Linked DNA regions of Homo sapiens: region 1 is linked to region 2. The links are chromatin contacts, found by Hi-C or POLR2A ChIA-PET in ENCODE. All regions are on one chromosome and are shown on one strand. Each heading gives the region's core, a stretch centred on a gene start or an enhancer-like site at or near the end of the contact. The rest is flanking DNA. Distances are from core to core; before and after follow the strand shown.

Region 1 (3,065 bases), core at 38-2,537, 52 kb after region 2:
CCTGCGAGTGTAGGCTGGGCCTGCAGGGAGAGAGCAGAGTGCAGGGTTTAGAAGAGATGGACGAGATACATCTGTGGAAGGAATAGCAAAATGATCTGCATTCTCCCTGAAGCACTGGAGAGCCACTGAAGGACTGAGTAAGAGGGTGACATATTTTTGTGTCTGGAATAGAAGGGACTGTTGGGCTTTTTTTTATGTAGACTAGGCTAGAATATAAGGTGAATAAAGCCTGTTGGAGAACTTGAAGACTGGCCGTCTGTGTTGGGGTGTGGCTGGAGTGTTGAGAGGCCTGTGCCTTCTGTGCTGGTTAGGGCCCTGTGGCCCCATTCTGCCAGGTGGGAGGCCCCATCCTTCCACTCCTCTCTTGCCCTTGTCAGGCACTGTAGGCCCTGGCTGTTGAGAAGCATCCCTGAGATGAGGCTCTTCCCCAGAGTTAGAGCCATGGGGAAAGAATGAAGGCTTTCGTTGATAGATTTTCTGATTTCAGCAGCAGCATGGAGTGGCTGGGGCTTATCACCTGGGACCTGGGTCATCCTCCTGGCAGGGAAAAGGGCTGGAGGAGTCCTTCAGATTGGATCTCTTAGGCTTTCCTCTGTCGCGGTTGGACGGAAGAAGAAAAGCATTACAAGATGGCAAAGATCTGTGGCTTGTCCTTGTTCTGTTTTATTTATTTATTCTTTTTTGGAGCACTGAGCTGTGGGTTTCAGTTTCTTCTCCTCAAAGACAGAGAAGATGGGGGAAGAGAGGTAGCTGGAAAATTCCCTGTGACTGGGAGGAGACAGTGCGAGGTGGTCCCCACGCTGATGATGGGAGAGGTGCCTTTGAGTCCAAAGATGGCTTCCCCTCATCTTGTCTCTCCTCCCATTCACCTCTCTCCTCCCAGATTAGGTATCTGCTCAGAGCAAGAGACTTGGGGCTGCCCAGGCTTGTGAGAGCCCATGGCCAATCCATGCACCCTCTGCCCACTCTCCAGTCAATACCAGCTATCCCTTCTGGTTAGCTTCCTACCATCAGGGCAAACCCGGGAGATGACCAGGAAGAAACTTCGTTCATGTTCCTTGACTCCCTCCACATTCCTTATGTGGGGGCGCCTTTGGTTTTTGGGTCAAGGAAGTGGAGAAGATCAGATGGGGGTGGCTCAGAGGCCAGGCTGCCCTCCCTTCGGTCCGCATGGGTGATGCGGATGCAGAGAGTGGAAAGGGTGAAGGGAGCCACTTTCCCCCAGCTCGCTCTTGAACACACTTCTCTTTCTCTCTCTCTCCCTACTCTGAATTTGGCTTGCTTCCCGAACTTTTTCCCAGAGTGGTGTCGTCACTGGCCTGCCGGCAGGTCTGGATGTTCTGCCAGCATTCCAGAGAGTTTATGATCGCTTGCAGATGCGCCTCCAAGAACACACTGTACCCAAAGCAGAAATTAATGCAGGCTTGACTACCGTCCAAGCCCGTACACGGGAGAGAGGAAAAGGAAAACAAAAACTGTTTAATGCTGTTTATAAATTATACACTGGCTGATGAAAAATACATTTCTTTCCTCTCCCCTTTTACTCTCCCCCCAACCCGTCCTCAGTCCCCCCCCAACCCCACCCCCACCCCTTCTCGCTTTCTGCCTCAAGAGCCTAAACTGAGACCAGAAGAATATGGTTTTGCTTTTTAGCTCCTGTTTTGGCTGGGATCCGAAACCCTGCTGCTGATTCACAGCCAGAGTATTTTTCCCCTTTACCTGATGAAATATACTGATTTTCCAGCCCAGATGGGGTGTTTTTGGTTTTGTTGTGTGGGTTGTTTTTGTTTTTTTTGGTTTTTGTTTTTTGGCCAGGGATTTTGTTTACAGCAAGTATCAGGTTCCATGATGGTGCTGGGTGCGATGCTGGCCCCAGGGCAGATAAATCCCCCACGTAACTGCCACCTTAGTGCTGCGGTTTTGCGTGCCTGGGTCCCCCGGTCCTAGTCAGGCCAGCTGAACCGAGAAAGTTGGGAAAGTTCATTGCAGGTCATGGTTTTAAACAGTGTTTTCACCAGTTCTCTCCCACCCCTTCACCTACAGCCCCTGTGTGAAGAGGGGGTTCACATGTCCCTGCCCCCAAATACACATGTCTCTGTCTCCATATGGTGCCTTAGCAGGGGTTGGGGAAGCTCGTTCCATCTACCCCTCTGGATCCCAGCATCTCCTCCCACCCCGCAAATCCCCCATCCCAATTTATTCTATAAATTTGTTTCCACATTATGTCTATCCATTTACATGGCTTTTGTGTTTTTTAATACTGCTAATGTTTATCGTTTGCCCAACAGGCTCGACAGATTTTGCTTCCTGTAGAGCATCGAGGCTTTAGAGCCCCCTCGTTGCTAAGTAGCAGTCTCCCTGTACTGTAATGGGCTGATTTTGTATTCTGTTCAGCGCTGTATCTTATTTTTGTATGCAAGACAAAGTGTTTTGATGGAGGACGATTGCGGCAGTGTCTGGAGGCTGTTTGGAGTTTTATGGGCTGTACAGTACACTGTGTGCTCTCTGAACAGAACACAGGCTGTTGAATTTTGGATTGGATTTGTCATTTTTCCCCCCTCAGAGAGGAGCCTGTCAGATAGAACATTACTTTGAGGGTGGAGGGAAGAAAGTGGAAATTATGTAATAACCTTCTTCCTTCTCCCTCTCTCGATGATTTTTCTATCTCAGCATAGGGTGGTTTCTTCCACACAAACCCTGTCTCATGCCACCACATGATTTTGCACAGCTAGAGGATGACGGTCTTATTAGGAAATGAATGGTGCCCTAGAGGGATGGATGCTGGGACATCTGTCTGTCTGCCATTTATTCTCCTAGTCTCCCTTTCCTCTCCTTTGCTCCTGCCATCCTTCCTACGTTCTGGGTTGCCTTGCTGGTCCTTGTTATTGTCTGAGGATGAATAGATATGGGGTTATTGGGGAGGGATATTTACGTGGGATCAACCTGATAATGGCAATGCCATTTCTGATTTCCAGGGCCTTTTCGTCTTCCCTTGGCTTCGCAGACACACACCCTGCCGGAAGCGTTCTTAGGAGGCCTGGCCGTGCTTTCTCTTGCCCTCAGCC
Region 2 (3,000 bases), core at 463-2,962:
CCTTACTGTTGGAGAGACCTGGAGGTTGGTGGAGTTCTCCAAGGCTGGAGTTGGGGTACACAATGAGGCCGAGATGTTTTGCATAGTTCCTTCCATTGCCCCGATCAGGAATGTGTTCCCGCAGGATGGGTTATGGCCTGGAAGTGAGCCTAATGTAAACATCCTTGCAGAGGCCATCCTCTTAATCAAATAGAAATGGTTTGAGGGATGAGCAACTTGGGGGTGGGGGAGATAGGAAAGGAAGAGTTGGGGGAGGGGAGAGATTTAGGGATTGAACTCAGAGAGAGCTGTCTGGGGGCCATCCTTCCAGCAGTCCTGACAGAAAACTGGCTTCATGGAGTTGGTGCAGTGCAAACTGGAATGATTCTCTTAGGGAACTTGGTTCTCTCAGACAGTGTGGTATGTTGAGGGAAAGGAAGGAAATCATGGTTTGGCTGAACAGCTGGGCAGAGCAGCAAGGGAAACTGAAGTATGTTAGAAGAGCAGGACCGGAGGATAGAGCAGACGGGGGCCACAGGAGGACTTCTGGAAGGAGCCCACAATTCAACTCCTTTGAGGGCCTTCAACATCTATTTAACGTTGTAACATTTTGAAATTCTATTTTGAGGGGACTAGACTCTCAGAGAAGGGGCGTGAAGAATGTGGGGGACTTAGGTGCAAATGTGTGTGCTGGGGGGCGGTATTTAGGGCTCTTGGTGGAGCCCCTCATGTCATGGAGAAGCGAACCCTTTCCACTGTGCCCCCACCCCCTTTTCCTAGCCCTATGAAGGGCTCAGACTTTCTTGGAGATGTGGAGCATTTCAGCCAGACCCTACGGTCAAAGATCAGTCACAGAGCAGTCTTCTGTGGCAACCTGTGCACAGTCCCCCAAGGCAGCAATCTGGGGTCACCAGGGAAGTTACTGTTACTAATCTGACCTGGGAAGTTTTCTTTTTCGTAGGGGAATCTAGAAATACTCCAGGGAAAGCCACGGCCAAGCCTTTGCCCAGCCAGTAAACTTTTAGGGCTTTTGCGTGAGGTTGGTTTAGAAGAATTTGCCGATGCCAAGGCTGCTATGTTGGTTTCACTGATGCAGATTTAAAGAAGGAGGGCCAGTGAGACCTCGGGAATAGGAAGGCAGAGGAAACCTTTCTATTCTGATGTCTTCAAGTCTTGGTGCTTGAATGTGCCAAGGAGAGTGAGGATGTAAATAATTTAGTTTGCCTTCAGGATGCAGGATCTAATCTAAACATGATTAAGCTGATTTGATTTTATAGATTGGAATTTATAAGTGATAGAAACTGATGAGGTTAATGTGAAATATTTACGTAATAAAAAGCTTCATTACCTGATGCTGAAGGGTAGAGGGAGAAAATATTCTTGGCAACATGTTTAATCTTTTGGAAATGAAGTTGGGTTAAAGTTTTCTTTGTAAAAACTGAATTCTGTGATCTTGTTTTTACACATGCTGTGCTTAAATATTAACACCAATTGAGCAAATTGCCTTTTAACTGCCTTTATTTGCTTTCATTAACAGTATAATTTAAAAGCTCAAGAATTTGCATGGAACCTGTTGTGCATGTTGGGGGGAAAACTATTCATAAATTAATTAATCGTGAGAACATTATCTTTAAGGAAGGTCACAAAACATGAGCATGATTTCCAAAAAGCAGTGACATGTTTTTGCCGTTTCTTGGGGACGTGATGTACTTTTGGCTTAGAGATCTGTGCTGCGTGTGTGTGTGTGTGTGTGTGTGTGCACGCGCGAGATAACTTGGCTGGATCAAGAAAAATTTTAATGACTGGGCATGTTTTAAGTTAAGTTGAGTGAACCTAATTACACTGTAGTTTCCAGAGAGCTAAAGGCAATAATACCATTGGTATTTAAGCACTAGTTTGAAAATTAAAGCCAACCTATATAATTGGCTGTGCTCCTTAGATGGTTTATTTCTTTCTTCCCTCCATTTCTGAAATCCCCCTTTTCTTTCTCTTTCACATTTAAACCAATAGAGAGAAAGAGAGAAACTGCCTAGCGCTGCGAACCACAAGACGGTCCTTCCAGTGGGGAACATTAACTGCATTGTCCTCTCATGAAATGACGCTAAATAATGTTAAAGGTTTCCAGTATGATTTCACTGAAATTGGTTGCTTCCTTCTGTACAGATGTTTTTGTGGTTTAGAACCTCAGCCAAGGCAAACATTATGAATGAGATGCAGAGACCACCATGTCCTATGAAGGGCTGAGAGTTCCTTTGGGAGTTATTTTACTTGTGATTCTGACACCTCTGTTTTGACAAAGCTTCATTCTTTCAGTCTCTTCTTTCCGTCTCCCTCTCCTGGTGCTATTGGTTTGTTGTGGGTGGTTTTCCTAATTAAGTTAATCTGCAACCTAGTTTTTCTGGGTCCACAGATGCCAGAATGCTGAATTTATTTATCTTGAATGTTTTTGTTGGCTACTGTTGAGACACATTCTTCCTCTTCCCCTTTTACCCCAAGTCTGTTTTAAACATTTTTTTTTTGAGGCTTCCAGACGCACTTCAATAAAGAAAGAATTTCTCTCTGGTGTCCATTTGTCAATTTTTTTGTGGGGGATGTATATTGTAAATAATATAATAGATATGTAAAAGGTTGTAAATAAAACCCAAAGGTTATAGAGGAAAAGATGTGTAAATTTGACTACATCAAAAATTTAAAACTTTTTGCATGATTTTCTTTCGGATTTTTGCCTTTTCCTTGCACATTTGTTGGTTCTCTTTCGATATAAATCAGAAAAATGAATCTTTTATCTGTCAAATGCATGGCAAAGATTCTTCCCAGTCTATCATTTGTCCTACAGTTTTGATTATGGTTCCTTTCATCACAGAACATTTCTATTATTTATTTAACTAAAAAATGTCACAATGATGTCTGTAGCGTAGATTTTATAAAGCATCTGATGGTCATATTTTATAATCTAAATTTTGGAAAAGTATTTGGATAATGAGAGATGGAGAAGGTAGAGGGAGAGCAAGGGAGGGATAG

What was found. A loop is a pair of places that touch in the nucleus more often than their neighbours do. ChIA-PET counts read pairs that join two places held with the same protein, here RNA polymerase II (POLR2A). Pooled maps may share reads with other maps.
Region 1: a map of endothelial cell of umbilical vein shows a loop between it and region 2 (5-fold over the local background). The contact joins two enhancer-like sites. A Hi-C loop is called at or near these places in 16 of 168 maps with a recorded cell type or tissue (CD14-positive monocyte, CD4-positive, alpha-beta T cell, CD8-positive, alpha-beta T cell and 10 more) and 19 of 50 pooled maps. POLR2A ChIA-PET finds 5 or more read pairs at or near these places in 8 of 52 experiments (A549, B cell, BJ and 5 more).

What each region holds. Positions count from the first base shown.
Region 1 is chr11:114,161,629-114,164,693 of GRCh38, forward strand. The region is part of intron 3 of ZBTB16 (zinc finger and BTB domain containing 16); the gene reads left to right. Among named protein-coding and RNA genes, the nearest start is that of ZBTB16, 100 kb to the left of the region's middle. RefSeq lists an enhancer at 2,603-3,065. Within about 2 kb of position 1,288, at least 27 of the 41 ENCODE cell types and tissues checked have a DNase peak (open chromatin) inside an H3K27ac peak, as active enhancers do; they include endothelial cell of umbilical vein, gastrocnemius medialis, heart left ventricle and 3 more, where a contact is called at or near this core.
Region 2 is chr11:114,109,444-114,112,443 of GRCh38, forward strand. The region is part of intron 2 of ZBTB16 (zinc finger and BTB domain containing 16); the gene reads left to right. Among named protein-coding and RNA genes, the nearest start is that of ZBTB16, 51 kb to the left of the region's middle. RefSeq lists a silencer at 1,790-1,990. Within about 2 kb of position 1,713, at least 13 of the 41 ENCODE cell types and tissues checked have a DNase peak (open chromatin) inside an H3K27ac peak, as active enhancers do; they include endothelial cell of umbilical vein, gastrocnemius medialis, heart left ventricle and 3 more, where a contact is called at or near this core.